3 separate regions of the Homo sapiens genome follow, and regions 1 and 3 are each linked to region 2. Evidence: chromatin loops called from intact Hi-C (ENCODE). Cell type or tissue: ovary. All regions are shown on one strand. Region 1 overlaps PNCK (pregnancy up-regulated nonubiquitous CaM kinase). Region 2 has its middle 11 kb from the start of CCNQ. Region 3 overlaps ATP2B3 (ATPase plasma membrane Ca2+ transporting 3).

Region 1 (5,000 bases), 58 kb after region 2:
ACCTCCCTCAACCAGACGGGATTCTTTGTTATTTCTGAAACATTCCATACTTCTTATCTTGCCCACCTGGTGTTGGGGCTAGTGATAGGGATCCGTGGATGAAGCTGGGGTGGGGTGGAGAACATGGTTGCCACATGCCCAGACAGTGCCTGGCAGGAAGAAACATGTGGCTTATAGTGCCAACTCAGCCACCGCCTGGCCAGGGGGCCCGACTTGGTCACTTCGTCTCTTCAACAGACCTGTTGCTCTCCCGGGTTCCCTGGCAGCATCCTCAACTCCCTCACAACCCCCCCACCACCCCCATTGAGTCGATGACCAAGCTCCATCTTTCCAGTAGTCCCACATCTCTTGCCTTGTTCTCCACATGGTTCAGGCTTGTCTCCCAGCCACCAGCCCTGCCCTGCCCCACTTCCAGGCCATCGCTCACACCGAACTCCAAAGGGATCTTTGTAGGGCCCAGCTCCCATGCCCCATTTCCACCACTGTGCAAAGACCTCCCTGGTTCCCACTTAACAGGACATAAAATTGAGGCACAGAGGAGCTTAAAGGCAACACAAGCCAGGTGGCATGGTGGCTCACACCTGTAGTCCTAGCTACTCGGGAGGTTGGGGATGACTTGAGCCCAGGAGTTCTGGGCTGTAGTGTGCTATGTCCATCAGGTGTCCGTACTAAGTTCAGCATCAATATTCTGGGAGCAGAGGACCACTAGGTTGCCTGCGGAGGGGTGAAACAGCCCAGGTCGGAAACGGAGTAGGTCAAAACTCGTGTGCTGATCAGTAGTAGGATCACACTTGTGAAGTGAATAGCCACTGCACTCCAGCCTGGGCAACACAGTGAGACCTCATCTCGTAAAAAAAAAAAAAAAAATGGCAACACAAACCATCTGCAAGACCCCAACTCAAATCCAGCGTGGGTTCCCCCAGCCCAGGGTTCTCTTTCCTTCAGACACACAGAGTTTGCATTCACAAAGAGAAGTGGGGAAAGAATGCCGCCTTGTTTTCTTCAATTCCCCACACAATCATGTCCCAAGCAAGACCTCGCTTGCATGGATGCAAGCAAGAGGATGCAGTGGCAGAGTGTGGGTTCAAATCCTCACTGTGCCACAAGCTGTATGGCTTTGGCTCACTTAGCCTCTGTATGCCTCAGTTTCTCCATATGTGAAGTGGGGATGATGATCATGATAGCAGCTATCTCACAGGTGAGGTTCAAGTTAATACATGGAAAGCTCTTCAATAAAGAGTCGTTACTAGCATGCTTTTTTTTTTTTTTTTTTTTTGTAAAGGTGGGTTCTCGCCATCTTACCCAGGCTAGTCTCGAACTCCTGGGCTCGAGGGATCAGTGTTCTTTTTATTAAAAGGAATAAGCCTTCCAGAAATACCAGATACAATGCTAGATACATATTTGCAAAGAGAAGGGTGAAAAGTAAGTCTACTTTCATGCCCGTCAGGCACCTCGAACTCACCACATCCAGAATCAATCTCATTACTCCTCCCCCAAAGTAATGCCCGTTGAACTCTTCTTGATGAATGTTCTGCTGCCAGAAACATGATCTACCTGGATCCCCCCGCTTCATTCCCCACCTGCAACCCATCACCAAGACCTGTCCACATGACTCCCAAAGAGCTCCTAGGACCACCTCCGTGTCTCCCTGTCCCTAGGGTGGACCCACAGGTTGAGCTTCCCTTGAAACTCCGCTACCCACAGGTTTGCTTCAAGATAGAGCACGTGACCCACCCTGTGTGGCCCAGAACAGCAGAGACAGCTTCCTTTTGTGATGCCCACCAGGGTTCCCCTGACCCTCAATTCTGGTCTGGTTCCAGACACCCCAATTCCTAGCAGCCGGCCCCGGCTCAGCACCTAACCCACACTGGGCAAGGATGCTCTCTGGCTACAAACCCCTTCGATGGCTCCCCACTGCTCCTAGACTACAGCTCCAGCTCCTTCCCCTGCCAGGCTTGGTCTGGCCCGTTCCTCTTGCTGCCAGCCTCAGCACCAGCCCTGAGCCTGAGAAGCCCTCACAGTGTCCAGCACAGCTCCCTTGCCATCACTTCACACACACACACCACCTTTTGCCTTTGGCTAAACCAGTCCTTTCTCTCTCCCAGGCTGCCATCCCACTGCCTAGGTGACCCAAACTGCCTTCCTCATATGCGGTCTCGGAGGGATGAAGGAGGGGTGCCGCCTCTGCTTGACCTGGGGGTTCCCCCTCTCGCCCCTATCACAGATGGGCAGGACCTCTCCCCCAAGGTTGGACTTCCCCAAGGCAGGATTTGCAGGGTGTGGGGTAGGGGCAGTCGCGGAGAGGAATGGATTTGAGAGGCTGCCCAGGGTGCTGAAGGAACTAGGGAGGCTAATGGACGTCTAAAGATGGGGCCGTGGCTCCCCCTGCTGACGGGAGGCCATATTGCACCCTGTGTCAAGGCAGCCCAGAGCTGGCTTAAGCTCCAAGCCGAAGCGATCTGGCCACGTGCCTGGACTGGAAGAGCTGGCTGTTCTGAGCGAGTGCCGGTTTCTTCTGTAAGGCTGGCTCTGGCACTCCTGCTCATTGCTCCCAGACCCACAAAGATCATTTTTATCATCCCCGTAAAACCACCCCTCCAATAGAGGGCGTCCTCCTGGAGGGCAGGCGCCTCTTCTGATAGGCCCAGGTCAGTGCCCAGCACCTGGCCCAGAGTAGAGGCTCAGTCAACATCTGACCAAAACAACAGCAAGTAGGTATCGTGGGAGTCCAGTGTGAACAACAGAGAAGATGGGAAGGGGGGCCCACAGCAGGGGTGCCCACAGGCAACAAGGCCCCACGTAGGGGTGAGGGCAGGTGGGACAGGTCTTGGAGGCGAGGAAGCCGTGGTACTGGCTGACTGAGGTCCCCTGTGGGGCCCAAAGCCTGGAGCGAAGGATGGCCTGGGAGCGGCTGTGGGGATGGAGGAGGAGGCTGCCCACCCACCTCCAGCCTGCTCTCCCTGGTGGAAGCCAGGTCCCCTGGCTCCAACCCTGAACCCCACTCCAGCCTTCACCCACAAGACCCAGGCCAGCCTTGGTTTGAGCCTCACCGCCTCCCTTTGGGGCCCAAAGTTCAACAAGGAGAGTGATCTTCTCTACCATTCTCGCCAGTCAAGCCATGGGTCATCAGGCTTACACTCTGAGGGCTGGCAGGGAGCAAGGGTCTCAGAGTGGAGGGAGGGGTGGCCAGCTTGCCTGGAACTCTCGCTGGGGCCAAGAAGTGGCTCTAGGGGTCTTCCCCTGATGGGCCCAAGAGAAAGGCCTAGAGGGGCCAGCAGAGCTTTGGGACCCAGCAAGGCAGGGCTCTGGAGCCCTGGCCCCTCCAAAATGGAGGTTGGTGGGGCTGGGGCCACTCAGACCAGAGGACAGGCCACGGCTCTCCACTTCAGAAGCCACCGCCAAGCTGCCACTGCTCCCAGAGCCCCAGCTGCCAGCCCAGGTCTACCCCAGCCTGGAGCCTGAGGGTTCCAAAGCCCCCGCACAGCAGAGGGGAAGAGGGCCCTGTGTCGCCCTCTCCTGGACAAGGAGCTCCTCTCACCCCCTGACCCTGGGGTCCCCTACTCTTCTGCTCGACAAGATGGCCTCTGGCCATCAAGAAAGGGAAGGGAGGGAGGGATGGAAGGTGACAGTCCTGGGCTCTGGTCGCCCTCCATGCACCTGTGAGCCCTTCCCAGTCCCAGGCACCTGGCTGAGGCACCCCAGGCCCGGCCCTGCATGGCAGGGGCACTGGAGCACATCCCTGGGGGTCTGGAGCCAGCACTCAGCCTCCTGACTGCGCCCCCTGCTGGCAGCCCAGCAGGCGTGCGCTGCCTCCACTTTGTCCCAGGACCCCAAGGCTGGGCAGTTACACCTCTGGGGTGGCAGAGCTGCCCGGCCACGCTGCCACTTGTTGGTGCTTTGGGGGGAGGGGACAGGAAGTTTTTGGACAGTTGGAAACTTGTCTGGGGAAGCAGAGGTTCAGGTGGCAGTGGGCGAAGCCGTGTGGCAGGCTCTCATTGGTTTCCTTCCCACAAGTGACCAGGTCCCCTCCACACTCGCCGCACCCCCAGGTCACCACTGGCCCATTGCTGTATCTTTCTTTATTGGTTTGGGGAAAACTGGAGGGGGCTGGAAGGCCATGACCATGACACAAGCAGGACCACCCACACTCAGCGAAGCACACAACAGCCGTGCAGGAAAGACAGCCCCTGAGGCCCGCCTGCCAGCACCCCCTCGGCTTTTGGCGGGGCGGGGGGGGCAGGGGCGGGAGAGGCAACAGGGGAGGGGAGCCACTGCCCCCAGGCAGGGCAGAGCCTGGGGACAGACTTGGGGGTGCCCCATTCCAACCCCAGCGCCATGCGCCACACCCTCAAATCTCAAAATCCAGCAGAGGCCAGCCCCAGGGGGAGGGGTTGGGGGAGGGGACCGAAAGCATCCAAGGGAAGGAAATCTGGGGGTCAGTCCACTTGGCCTCGGCATCTGCCTGAGAGGGAGAAGCAGAGGGAAAGGGGGTAGTCAGGAGCCGGCCTGCCAGCCCTGTGCCCCCACCCCCCGCCTCGGTCAAATCCCGGACTTCTTAGAGGCCCTCTCCCCCTGCACCCCCTTGCCCAATGTCAAGCACCCACTGGCCCTCCCTGTCCTTCCACCTCTCCTGGGGCCCTGGCTCCTCCCTCTGCTCTCTGCCTTCAGTCCTCTGGCCTGTGGGGGCCACCCCACTTAGCTCTTGGCCACATGGAGCGCCACCACCCTCTAAGCTCTCCAAGGAGCCAGCTCCTGGGCGTGCAGGGTCCACCCAAACACACCTGGGCATCACCACTTGGGGGGCTGGCCAGCACGGAGGCCTGAGTGGCTGTGGCGGGCCATGCCCTGCTCAGAGGCCCCCTCGCCCTCTGGGATCTGCCCCAGCTTCCGGATGTGGCGCAGGAACGAGGTGGCATTGAAGGCTCGCTGCCAGAAGAGAGGGAGATCAGGCCAGGCCTGGGCCCAGGCCCCAGCCCCTAGACTGTGAGGACTGCAGTGGT
Region 2 (5,000 bases):
GTCCAGCTATAAGTTCATTTAAGTAGCAGACCTGATAAATATTTGAGGTCAAAACCCTACCATGTTTTTTTTAAAACTTACCATGTTAATCAAAGTATTCATTTGCTTGAAAAGAAAAAAAAGTTGGGTAAAGAATCTAAATGGACATTTCTCAAAAGACTATATACAATGTGCCATGAGGACATGAAAAAATGGTCAACATCACTAGTCATTAGTGATGCAGATCACTAGAAAATGCAAATCAAAACTAGAATGAGGCTGGGCACAGTGGCTCATGCCTGTAATCCGAGCACTTTGGGAGGCTGAGGCAGGTGGATCACCTTAGGTCAGGAGTTCAACACCAGCCTGGCCAACATGGTGAAACCCCGTGTCTCCCAAAAATACAAAAATTAGCCGGACGTGGTGGTGGGTGCCTGTAATCCTAGCTATTCAGGAGGCTGAAGCAGGAGAATCACTTGAACCCGGGAGGCAGAGGTTGCAGTGAGCTGAGATTGTGCCACTGCACTCCAGCCTGGGCGACAGAGTGAGGCTCTGTCTCAAAAAAGAAAAAAAAAAACTTGAATAAGATAAAATTCACACGTGTTAGGATGACTATAATAAAATTAAAATGGAAAATAACAAGTGTCTGTTTGGAGAGGATGTGGAGAAATCAGAACCCTCATACATTGCTAGTAAGATGTTCAATGGTTATAGCCATTTGGGAAAACAGTCTGGCAGTTCCTCCAAAGGTTAAACATAGAGTAACCATGTGACCTAGCAATTTCACTCCTAGCTATACAGCCAAGAGAACTGAAAGCATATGCCCACACCAGATCATGTGCACGAATGTTCATAGCAGATTTATTCATAATAGCCAAAAAGCAGAAACAACTCAAATGTCCATCAATAGATGAATAAACAAAATGTGGCATATCCAGGCAACGGAACATTATTCAGCCCCCAAAAGCAATGAAACACTGGTCCATGCTGCAGTGTTGGTGAACCTTGGAAACATTATGCCAAGCCAAAGAAGCCAGATACAAAAGGCCACAAAATTATATGAGTCCATTTCTATGACAGATTGGAACAGGCAAATCCATAGAAAGGAAGACGAATGGTTGCCAGGACTTAGGGGGAGAGGAGAATGAGGAGTTAGTGCTTAGTTGATACAGGGTTCCTGGTGGGGATGATGAAAACGTTCTGGAATGAGATCGTGGTGATGGTGACATAACTCTATGAATATTTTTTAAAGTATTGCATTGTACACTTTAAAATTTTTTTTGTAAAGGCAGTTTGCCAGGTCTCGAACTCCTGGACTCAAGTGACCCACCCATCATGGCCTCTCAAAGTGCTGGGATTACAGGCATGAGGCACCATGCCTGGCATGTATACTTTAAATGGGGAAACTGGGTGAAGGGTACATGGGACCTCCCTGCACTGTCTTTAGAACTTCCTGTGAATCTATCACAACTCAAAATAAAGACAAACCAACAAAAGAAGGTGTCAGGTGGACTGGGCTCATTCAGGTGTTGGCAGAATTCAGTTCCTTGGAGCTATAGGCCCTAGTTTCACCTTCCCGCCATCAATGATGCCAAGAGCTCTTCCCATCATCTCTGCATCTTTCTGACTTCGGCTTCTGGCCTTGGCCAGTGAAGCTCTGCTTGTATGAGCTCCTCTCCCTATGTTAAGGTCAACTGATGAGTAGCCCAAATCACATCGGCAAAGTCCCTTTGGCCATGTAATGTAACATACTCACGGGCGTGACACGGGGATGAAGGTCATGGGGGCCGAAATTCTGCCTACCAGAAGTGGATTATTTCAAAGCTATTTGGGATGGAGAATCCCCAGGATCAGTGAGGAGGTGGATGTTGGGGAGGAGGAAGAGGAGATATCAAGGAGCTCTCCCAAGTCTGGGCCAACCAGGTGGGTGAAGGTGCCAGTCTCCGAGATGAGGAACGGGTGTGGGAAGCAGAAGCGCTCCATTGTGACATGTGGAGTTTGAGGGGCCTATGTCTTCCTGGGGGTTGTCCCCTAAGGGAAAGGTCTGGACAGGCATAAGAGGGACTGAGGTCACCCAGGACGAGGGTGGCGGGTGAAAAGGAGCTGCCGGGGCAGCGGGCCGCCGCGAGCCCCTCCTGGGATCTTCCGCCCCAAGCCCAGCCTGCGATTCCCTCCCTGGACCCCTTCTCCTTCCTCTCCGAAGCCCTCCCTGGAAGGAGCCCCGCATGCTGACCGCAGCTGCCGCTAGGGGGCAGAGCCGTCTACACCAAAAGCCACACCGCTCCAGCGTGCGCGTGCGGGGAGGTGCGCGAGCGCGTGTGCACGCACGGCGGGGGCTCGCTTGACGCTGAGTCCGGCGAACTAAGCTCGCCACCCCCACCCCATCCCCCTGCTGCTGGGAGCCCCAGGCAGTCCCCGGCCAAGGCGCTCCAAAAGGTCCCCTCTGTTGAGGACTGGGAAGCAGACCCCGCCCCAGTGCCCCCCAAAGCGCCCGCCCTCCCCTGGTGTGGCTGGAGAGGGGTCTGATCCGGCGGGGCTGAGCTCGGAGCTGGGTCTCCTCCGGGCCCGGGGTTGCGGCGGGGGGCGGTCACTCCCCCTCCCTGCCTCAGCCCCGCACCCTCCACGCCGTGTCTCCAGCATCGAAATTCACAGCAAAATACACAACTAGTGAAGAACTGGGCTCGGGTCCCAGAAATAGGCTGCCCTTTCCAGAGGGTGACGGGAATATCCTCCCTGCTTCCCGTTGCCATGGTTTCCGCTCAGCCACCAGGCAGCCTGTTGCGCGGCAGCCATTTGCCGCGACGGGATGCTGCTGCCGCTGGTGTGCAGCAGGCCGCCACGCGAGGAAGGGGACAGACTGCCCTGGAGACCCGCCCACCACGGAGAAAAGGCCACGGATCTAAAGACACCGGAGGGCGGCTACGCGGGCCAGATGGACAAATGCTAGAGTCAGCACCTGTCTGTGGGGGCGCCCTTGGCCTGGGCGCTGGACCTAGGCCATCAGGACTGGAGAGCCTTCTTCTCTTCTGGCCAGAGAAAGAGCAAAGGGTGGCTTCCTGACAGGTCCGGAGCTGGCACAGCACAACAGAGCCTAGAAAATCACTAGCAGGGCTGAGCTCGGGGTTCCACCGCTGCAGCCTTCCTGTTGGACCCAGTCTGCTCAAGGACTCCCTCACAGCCCAGTGCTTTCTGTTCACCCCGGGGCGCTCCCAGCCCAGCCTCCTAGCCTCAGTGAGTGGGAAATGTCTGTACTGCCCACTTGTCCTCAAACGCATGTCCTTGCTCGGCTGCTCCCTGCTCTGCCCCATCTGGAGGGGACAGGGTGAGGAGGCGCCCTGGAGGCCTGGCCCCAGCTTGGGCAACACAGCCTAGCGGGGTGATCACACCTGGGTCTGCAGCCCCTCCAGCACTTCCTGGGGCTGTGCCGGCCATTCCAGACCATTCCTGTTGGTGGAACTCATGACAGGGCTTGTTTACGCCAGTCACTGTGTTCTGACACCTCCCCCACCCCGATCATTAACTTTTCTGGTCCTTTTCAGTTATTAAAATTCAGCCCAGACTCACATCCCATGGGCCTCCCCTCCCCATCCTTGGGGCTGGAATGGACTGGAATGGAGAGGAGGTGACCTGACCTCCCTTCCCTCCCTTCCCACCCCCCACCCCCCCGGGCCGGGGCAGGCAGAACTTGTGCCAGGGTGAGGGGGTGAGAGGGGCCCCATCTTTGCCTGGGCTTTTTGATGCCTGCCAATGGGGTCGCCCTTTTCTGAGGGCAGGCTCAGCCCCTTCCTTGCTGAGGCTAAAGACCCTCTGGGATTGGGAAGCGCTGTCCTCTCTGGGCCCCACCAGCGTCTACCGGACCCCCTCAGACCTCTGGCCCCCACACCTTGTGCCCCCAGGGCAGAAGGCAGCTGGGGTAAGAGTGCCTTCAGTCCTGCCAGGCTCAGCAAATGTCCTGCCTTCAGAAACCTCAGCAGGCAGACAGGCAGGTGCCTCCTCAGGAATACAGCGTGCCCCCCATCCCCAGGGGGACGTACCCAGCTCTCCCCACAGCCTCCGGGGACTGCGGGCTGTGTCCACAGCTCTGGCAGGGCCTTATTTTCTCCCAGCTTTTTGGCATTTTATGGATTAAAAACACAGCATTCCCCTAAGGGCAGCCTGCTTCCGTCCGGGCTTCTGTGGGAGTGAGTAAGGCTGGTCTCCTGAGGGAAGTGTGTGATTCTTGCCGGGGCCAGAGGCCAAGACGAGCCAGGAGGGCACTTACCCCTTTGGGGCATCTTGCCCTTGTCCTTTCTGTTTTCTCTACTCAGGCCTCTCCCCTGAGCTGAGGAAACCAAGAGAATTCTTGTCCTTTTGGATAAAGACCTTTTCCTAAGATCGTTTTCTCCTAGAAATAAGCATACTTTATTAAGATATTTTGGACTGGCCGTGCACAGTGGCTCATGCCTGTAATCCCAGCACTTTGGGAGGCCAAGGCGGCGGGGATCACGAGGTCAGGAGTTTGAAAGCAGCCTGGCCAACATGGTGAAACCCCGTCTCTACTAAAAATACAAAAAATTAGCCGGGCGTGGTTGCACACGCCTGTAATCCTAGCTACTCTAGGAGGCTGAGGCAGGAGAATTGCTTGAACCCGGGAGGCGGAGGTTGCAGTGAGCTGAGATCACACCACTGCACTCCAGCCTGGGGGACAGAGTGAGACTTCGTCTAAGGAAAAAAAAAAAAAAAAAAGATATTTTGGACTGATTTTGTGTGTCCTGATGCAGTTTTTCTTTGTGCATTAAACATAGTGAAACACACAGTGCAGCCAAGTGTGGGGCCACACTGCCTCGCTTCCCTCTTCCCCTCACAGAGCCGGGCACGACAGCTGCGGGCACAGGGAGCAATCGCCTGGAGCCAGAGGGGGCAACGCCAGCCCAAGGGCAAATGGGCAACCCTGTGCAAAAGGCTCTGGCAACCAGATCATCTACTTTAGAAGAAAGGAGAAGAAAAAGAGCCCCCAGGAGAGGAAGTAGCCCCTAACCCGA
Region 3 (5,000 bases), 70 kb before region 2:
AACTCCAGGGTCTGCCTGGGTCTCCCTAGCTTTGTGCCCTGGAGCTGATGCGCCCGTGACACCCGGCCTCGCCGCCGCACACGCCCTCACGGTGCAGCTGCTGCTGGGGCTGATGCCTTGGCTCTGCTCCCGAGCATCTCTTGCCTTCCCTCCTCCTTGCCCAGCCCCCGAGGAGGCTGTGGAGGGCCATTTATCCACAAGAGCTCTGGCCTCTCCCAGATCAAAGGAAGCAGATGGGCCTCAGCTGTCTGCTCTTCCCCTGTCTGCCAGGCCTTGTTAAATATTTAAAATGTCAAGGCCCCTGGGAACCTGCCCGATTCTGCCATGGAGCTCAGGAGCTCTTGCGTGCCTGTGGAGGCAGGGGCACGGAGAAGGGCAGGTGCACAGGTGGGTGGCTTGGCCTCTGACGGGCTTCCAAGCACCTGGGTCCCCAAGGCCACAGTGCAGGGAGCCGGCCAGGCCTGGATCTGCTGCCCACAGAATGAGCAGCAGAGGACCGGCCCCTCCCCTCTTCAACCCTCAAGGTCCTCGGGCTGGAGCTGTCGGGCTTGAGCTGTCTGGGTGCCAGGAGCGGGTGACTCGCTCCCCGCATCCCCTAGCCCGGCCGTGCACCCGGACCCTGGTGCTCAGACCTGCCTGCCCCTCAGTCCTCCTCAGACACAAGGGCCTGAGCCACGGGGGCAGCTGGCTTTGTTGTGCCCCAAGCCCCATGCCAATCCCCTGACAAGGTGGGCAGACGTGGGGCTGCCCAGGAGGCAGGCACTCCCCCGTGGGGCAGGTGCTTTATGGCGCATAGTGCATTGCGGGAAGGGGACTTTATCTTCTGGCGGTACACTCATCAATCCACTGCCCTCCCTGTCTTGGGAGCACTCCAAGAGGATTCCAGAACCCATCCTGGAAACCGCGCTGCTGTTGTCAGGAAACCTGGGTCTCAGGCTGAACTCAGAGGTGGGTTCGCCCGGGAACCTGGCCCCGCCCAGTGCCCCTCTGGGCTCCACAGGCAGTTCTGGAAAGGAGGGGGCGGATTCGCTGGGAGCCGACACGAGATGCTCCTAATCCAATTCTGATGGCATCTGGCCTCTGCTCCGGGCAGGCCGCCCATCTGTGTCCATGCCAACCGGCCAGCCCCTGCCCCCATGCCCTGGACCTGGACTGCCCTCGGGCCTGCTGGGGAAGCATGTGCTCAGAGCCAGAGGGGCCGCAGCTGTGTTCCTCCTCCCCGTCAATGGGTGCTGCAGTGGGGCAGCCGTCGGGACCCCGAGCCCACAGGAAGGCTAAGGAGAAACGAGCAAGGCTACAGCTGCAAGGGCAGGTCAAGGCCAAGGGAGAGGCTGGCGAGGGCGAGGGAGCTCCTGGGGAATGGGCCAGGGGTCCCGGCTGCTCTCAGGGACAAACTGGGCATGTGAGGAGGGGCAGGCAGGAGAGAGACTCGCATGGAGGCTCCAGGCTAAGGGCAGTGGAGACCCCAGGTGTCTGGGGAGCCCTCCCCTGCTCCTCTCCCTCCGCAGAAGCCCCACGGTTAGCACGTGCTTCTTCTTAAGTCACTTGGGGGGTCTTGTACTCCCTAGTACTGTCCCCACCTGGCTTAGCTCCTGTAATTCCAGGAGACAGTCCCAGTCCAGAGCGAGGTGCACACCCCTCAGTTGGGTCCCTGGTCCCCAGCCCCCTCCCCACCACCCAGGAGCTGAGGTCGTGCGTTAACCCCAGGCTCCCGATTGGGGCAGGCTCGGGCCTCAGCAAGAGGCCTTTGGCTCCTGAAGAAACCTGAGCCAGGGGCAGAGAGGCACGGACAGCTGCGGCTCTTCTGGGTGGGGAGGACGCCATGTGGCCGTCGCCTAGCTGGGGTGAATGAGCCACGGTTGTGCGGGCGGCAGCTTCTGTTCCACTGCGGCCAGGGCTACCCCTGCCCCTCCTCAGAAGCCCCAAGGTTAGCATGCGCCTGTTCTCCAGTCATCTGGAGGGTCTTGTGTGCCTTCCCAGACCCACTGTGAGTGCCCCATGGGCTGGGGCTGGGCTCTCTGGTCATCCCGTCCCTGCAGCAGATGGCAGGCGTGAGCCCAGCTGCCCAGGGCTGGGAGCTGCAAGCTGCTGTCTGTCCACCAGGTGTCAGTGTGGGTCTGGTCACGGCCGCGACAGCACTGGGCGCCGGGTGAGCGCCCGGGAGGGCTCCTCGGGATCAGCCGGGGCTGAGAATCCTGGGGCCAAGGGTGGGGCCAGAGGAGGGTGTCATCCCACATGCCTGCCCCGGTAGAAGGTGGCTGAGTGGGTGTCCAGGCCCGGATGCCAGTCACGCACGTAAGCTTCCAGTACCTTCAGGCCAAGGAAGACTGAGAAGTAAGCGTCCTCAAGGATGACAAGTGACAGAATTGGATAGGGACAGGTGGCTCTGATTGTGAAGGCAAAGCCAATTTGGGGGCTTCTGAGTGGCTTTGGGTGTCATTCAAGTCGCCATGTAGACAAGCTGTGAGCCCTGGCTGAGGGATCAAAGTTGGTGCTGGAGTTGCATTAGAACCAAGGCTGCTGGGTCCTGAGGGCCCTGTGCTCACCGGGTCCTGTCGGGCAGCGTAGGTTCTGTCCTGACCTGGGCCACAGGCCAGAGCTCTGACTCATGGTTACAGGGCCCTCTCCACCTCCGGCCTCAGTGGCCTTGTCTGCACCCTGCAGAGAGCAGCTGATGAGCAGCCCAGGGTGGGCAGTGTCTCCCCGACCCCTGCGAGGCCATGCAGCCCAGAAAAGGCTTGAAGACTTCCCAGTCCCCTCCCTCAGCACCGTGACTCCGGTTTGGCTTCTCCCCGCCTGTTCCCCACCAGGAACCCACTCCCATTCCCGTGCCTCTCTCTCTCCTCGCGTGACACCGTTCTTCTTCTTTGGGTCTCTGGACCCAAGAACTTGCATCTCCCATTAGCTCTCATGCTCCCTCCCCACTGCTTCTTCCCCGAGAAACTTCTGGAAAGTAAGCCTCCGCTCCCTGTTGCCAGCAGCCACAGGCACCCTGGAGACTGCTGATTCCTCGGCACTGGCCGTGCTCATGCCCCAATCCCTCGGGCCCTGCCCACCCTCTTTGCAGGCTGTCCCTGCCCCCACAGGTTGGGCTGTGTGACACTGCCAGTCTTTGGGACCGGCTGGCCCCATCTTACAGAGCTGGGGAGGGGGGTGTTGGTGACAAGCCTGCTCAGGGAATTCATAGGCTGGGAGCTAGAGAGGTGTTTCCTGACAGGCACAGAGCCCTGGCCTAGTCTTTGGCATCTGGTGCCATCCCAGCCTCCCCTGATTGGTGGCCCTCCCCATGTCTCCACTAAAGTCCCCTGGACACTCGCTCTCCTCCCCAGGGGACCATTGGCTATACTCTTCTGTCCTGTCTCCTAGCAACCCTTGTTGACCTGGACATACCCTGCTGGGTCCCCTCTGTGCCCCCTTGTTGGGTCCTGTCCCCTGCCTTCCAGTGCCCCCTCAGCGGTAGTGTGGAGGTGGCCAGGAAAGCACAGGGACCTGGGACCCGCTGGAGTCCAGGAGCCTCCTGGCCTGTTTTGTCATCTGTGTGTCAGGAGGAGGATGGCTAGGGACTCCCCATGACAGCAGCCAGAGAGCCGCATGCTCACTCCCACGTGCACACCCCCAGCAGTCTGCAGAAAGGCTCCTGTCTAGAGGGAGAGCCAGGCGCTGGCCAGACGGCCCCAGAGGGCTGCTGCCACCCCAGGAGCAGTCAGTCAGGGCCACATAGGAGGCCTGGGACACACAAGGCCGACCCGTCCCATCCCATCCTCCCCTTCTGTGCTTCCGGGGCACCATGCAGGCCTGGCGGACAACACCAATGACCTGGAGAAGCGCAGGCAGATCTACGGGCAGAACTTCATCCCCCCAAAGCAACCCAAGACCTTCCTGCAGCTGGTGTGGGAGGCCCTGCAGGACGTGACCCTCATCATCCTGGAGGTGGCTGCCATCGTCTCTCTGGGCCTCTCGTTCTATGCGCCGCCAGGAGAGGAGAGTGAAGGTAAGGCCCGGGGGCCTGGGCTGGAAGGAGGAAGAGGAATGGGGCTTGAGATGAGGGACGGTCACAGGATGGTGATGTCTCCTCCACTGCTTCCCTTCTGTCCTCCGCACAGCCTGTGGGAATGTGTCGGGAGGCGCAGAAGATGAGGGCGAGGCCGAAGCTGGCTGGATCGAGGGGGCTGCCATCCTGCTGTCCGTCATCTGTGTGGTGCTGGTCACGGCCTTCAATGACTGGAGCAAGGAGAAGCAGTTCCGAGGCCTGCAGAGCCGAATTGAGCAGGAGCAGAAGTTCACGGTCATCCGGAACGGGCAGCTCCTCCAGGTCCCCGTGGCTGCGCTGGTGGTGGGGGACATTGCCCAGGTCAAGTACGGTGAGTGCCCTGGTCTTCACCCACCCTGTCAAGGAAGCTCGGCTCCTGCTTCTGGGGAGGGTGAGCCAGAGGAGACCCCCAGCACAGGTTCTCCCCGGTGGCCTGCGTGTCGTCACCTGCCTTAGGAGGCGGGAGGTGGCGGGGGTGGGGGAGGTGGGGGAACACGGGGCAGGGCAGAGTGGTTTCAGACACAGCAGGCCCCCGAAGAATCAACTGTCCCCACAGCCTCCACGGCGGGCTTTCCCCCCTACAAAGGATGCAAATGTCCTCGTTCCCCAGAAGGAGGAGGGCTCCTGAGTCCCTTTCCCAGGCGGCCCATGGCACCTGACGGGACCTCCCCTGGGGCAGCCGGGAGGAGGCGGTGGGGAGAAAGGCCTCTGCTTCCCGGTGCTCTAGGCGACCTGCTGCCAGCCGACGGCGTGCTCATCCAGGCCAATGACCTCAAGATCGACGAGAGCTCCCTGACGGGCGAGTCTGACCACGTGCGCAAGTCAGCTGACAAAGATCCCATGCTGCTCTCAGGTGAGGGCCACCCTCCGGGCCAGCCTGGCACCAAGGGGCGTCAGCAGCCGTGTGGCCCAGCATCCTGTCCAGGCTGCCTGCTGGGCTCAGCCTCCACCTCCACCAGGGCCTTCCAGC

The links. A loop is a pair of places that touch in the nucleus more often than their neighbours do. Peaks named below come from ENCODE experiments on the same cell type or tissue, not always from the same donor. Only the 100,000 strongest peaks of a DNase experiment are listed, where the experiment ranks them.
Region 1: a loop joins it to region 2, with 3 times the contacts of the local background. A loop is called at or near these places in 63 of 110 quality-filtered maps.
Region 3: a loop joins it to region 2, with 4 times the contacts of the local background. A loop is called at or near these places in 14 of 110 quality-filtered maps.

What each region holds. Positions count from the first base shown.
Region 1 is chrX:153,665,669-153,670,668 of GRCh38, forward strand. It overlaps PNCK (pregnancy up-regulated nonubiquitous CaM kinase), which reads right to left. Exons shown (of 12, transcript NM_001366977.1): 11 at 4,782-4,926; 12 at 4,065-4,462. The coding sequence ends at 4,789. It also overlaps the pseudogene RN7SL687P. Among named protein-coding and RNA genes, the nearest start is that of PNCK, 5.6 kb to the right of the region's middle. RefSeq lists enhancers at 1,610-2,111, 2,112-2,611 and a silencer at 3,821-3,870. In ovary, CTCF peaks have their summits at 2,404 (motif pointing left) and 3,780 (motif pointing left); a DNase peak (open chromatin) is centred at 2,423.
Region 2 is chrX:153,607,786-153,612,785 of GRCh38, forward strand. It overlaps the pseudogene MRFAP1P1. Among named protein-coding and RNA genes, the nearest start is that of CCNQ, 11 kb to the left of the region's middle. RefSeq lists a silencer at 2,194-2,303. In ovary, a CTCF peak has its summit at 2,262 (motif pointing right); DNase peaks (open chromatin) are centred at 2,236 and 2,726; H3K4me3 peaks cover 771 bases; H3K27ac peaks cover 764 bases.
Region 3 is chrX:153,537,566-153,542,565 of GRCh38, forward strand. It overlaps ATP2B3 (ATPase plasma membrane Ca2+ transporting 3), which reads left to right. Exons shown (of 22, transcript NM_001001344.3): 4 at 3,794-3,991; 5 at 4,104-4,361; 6 at 4,758-4,883. Among named protein-coding and RNA genes, the nearest start is that of ATP2B3, 22 kb to the left of the region's middle. In ovary, a CTCF peak has its summit at 2,102 (motif pointing right); a DNase peak (open chromatin) is centred at 2,096.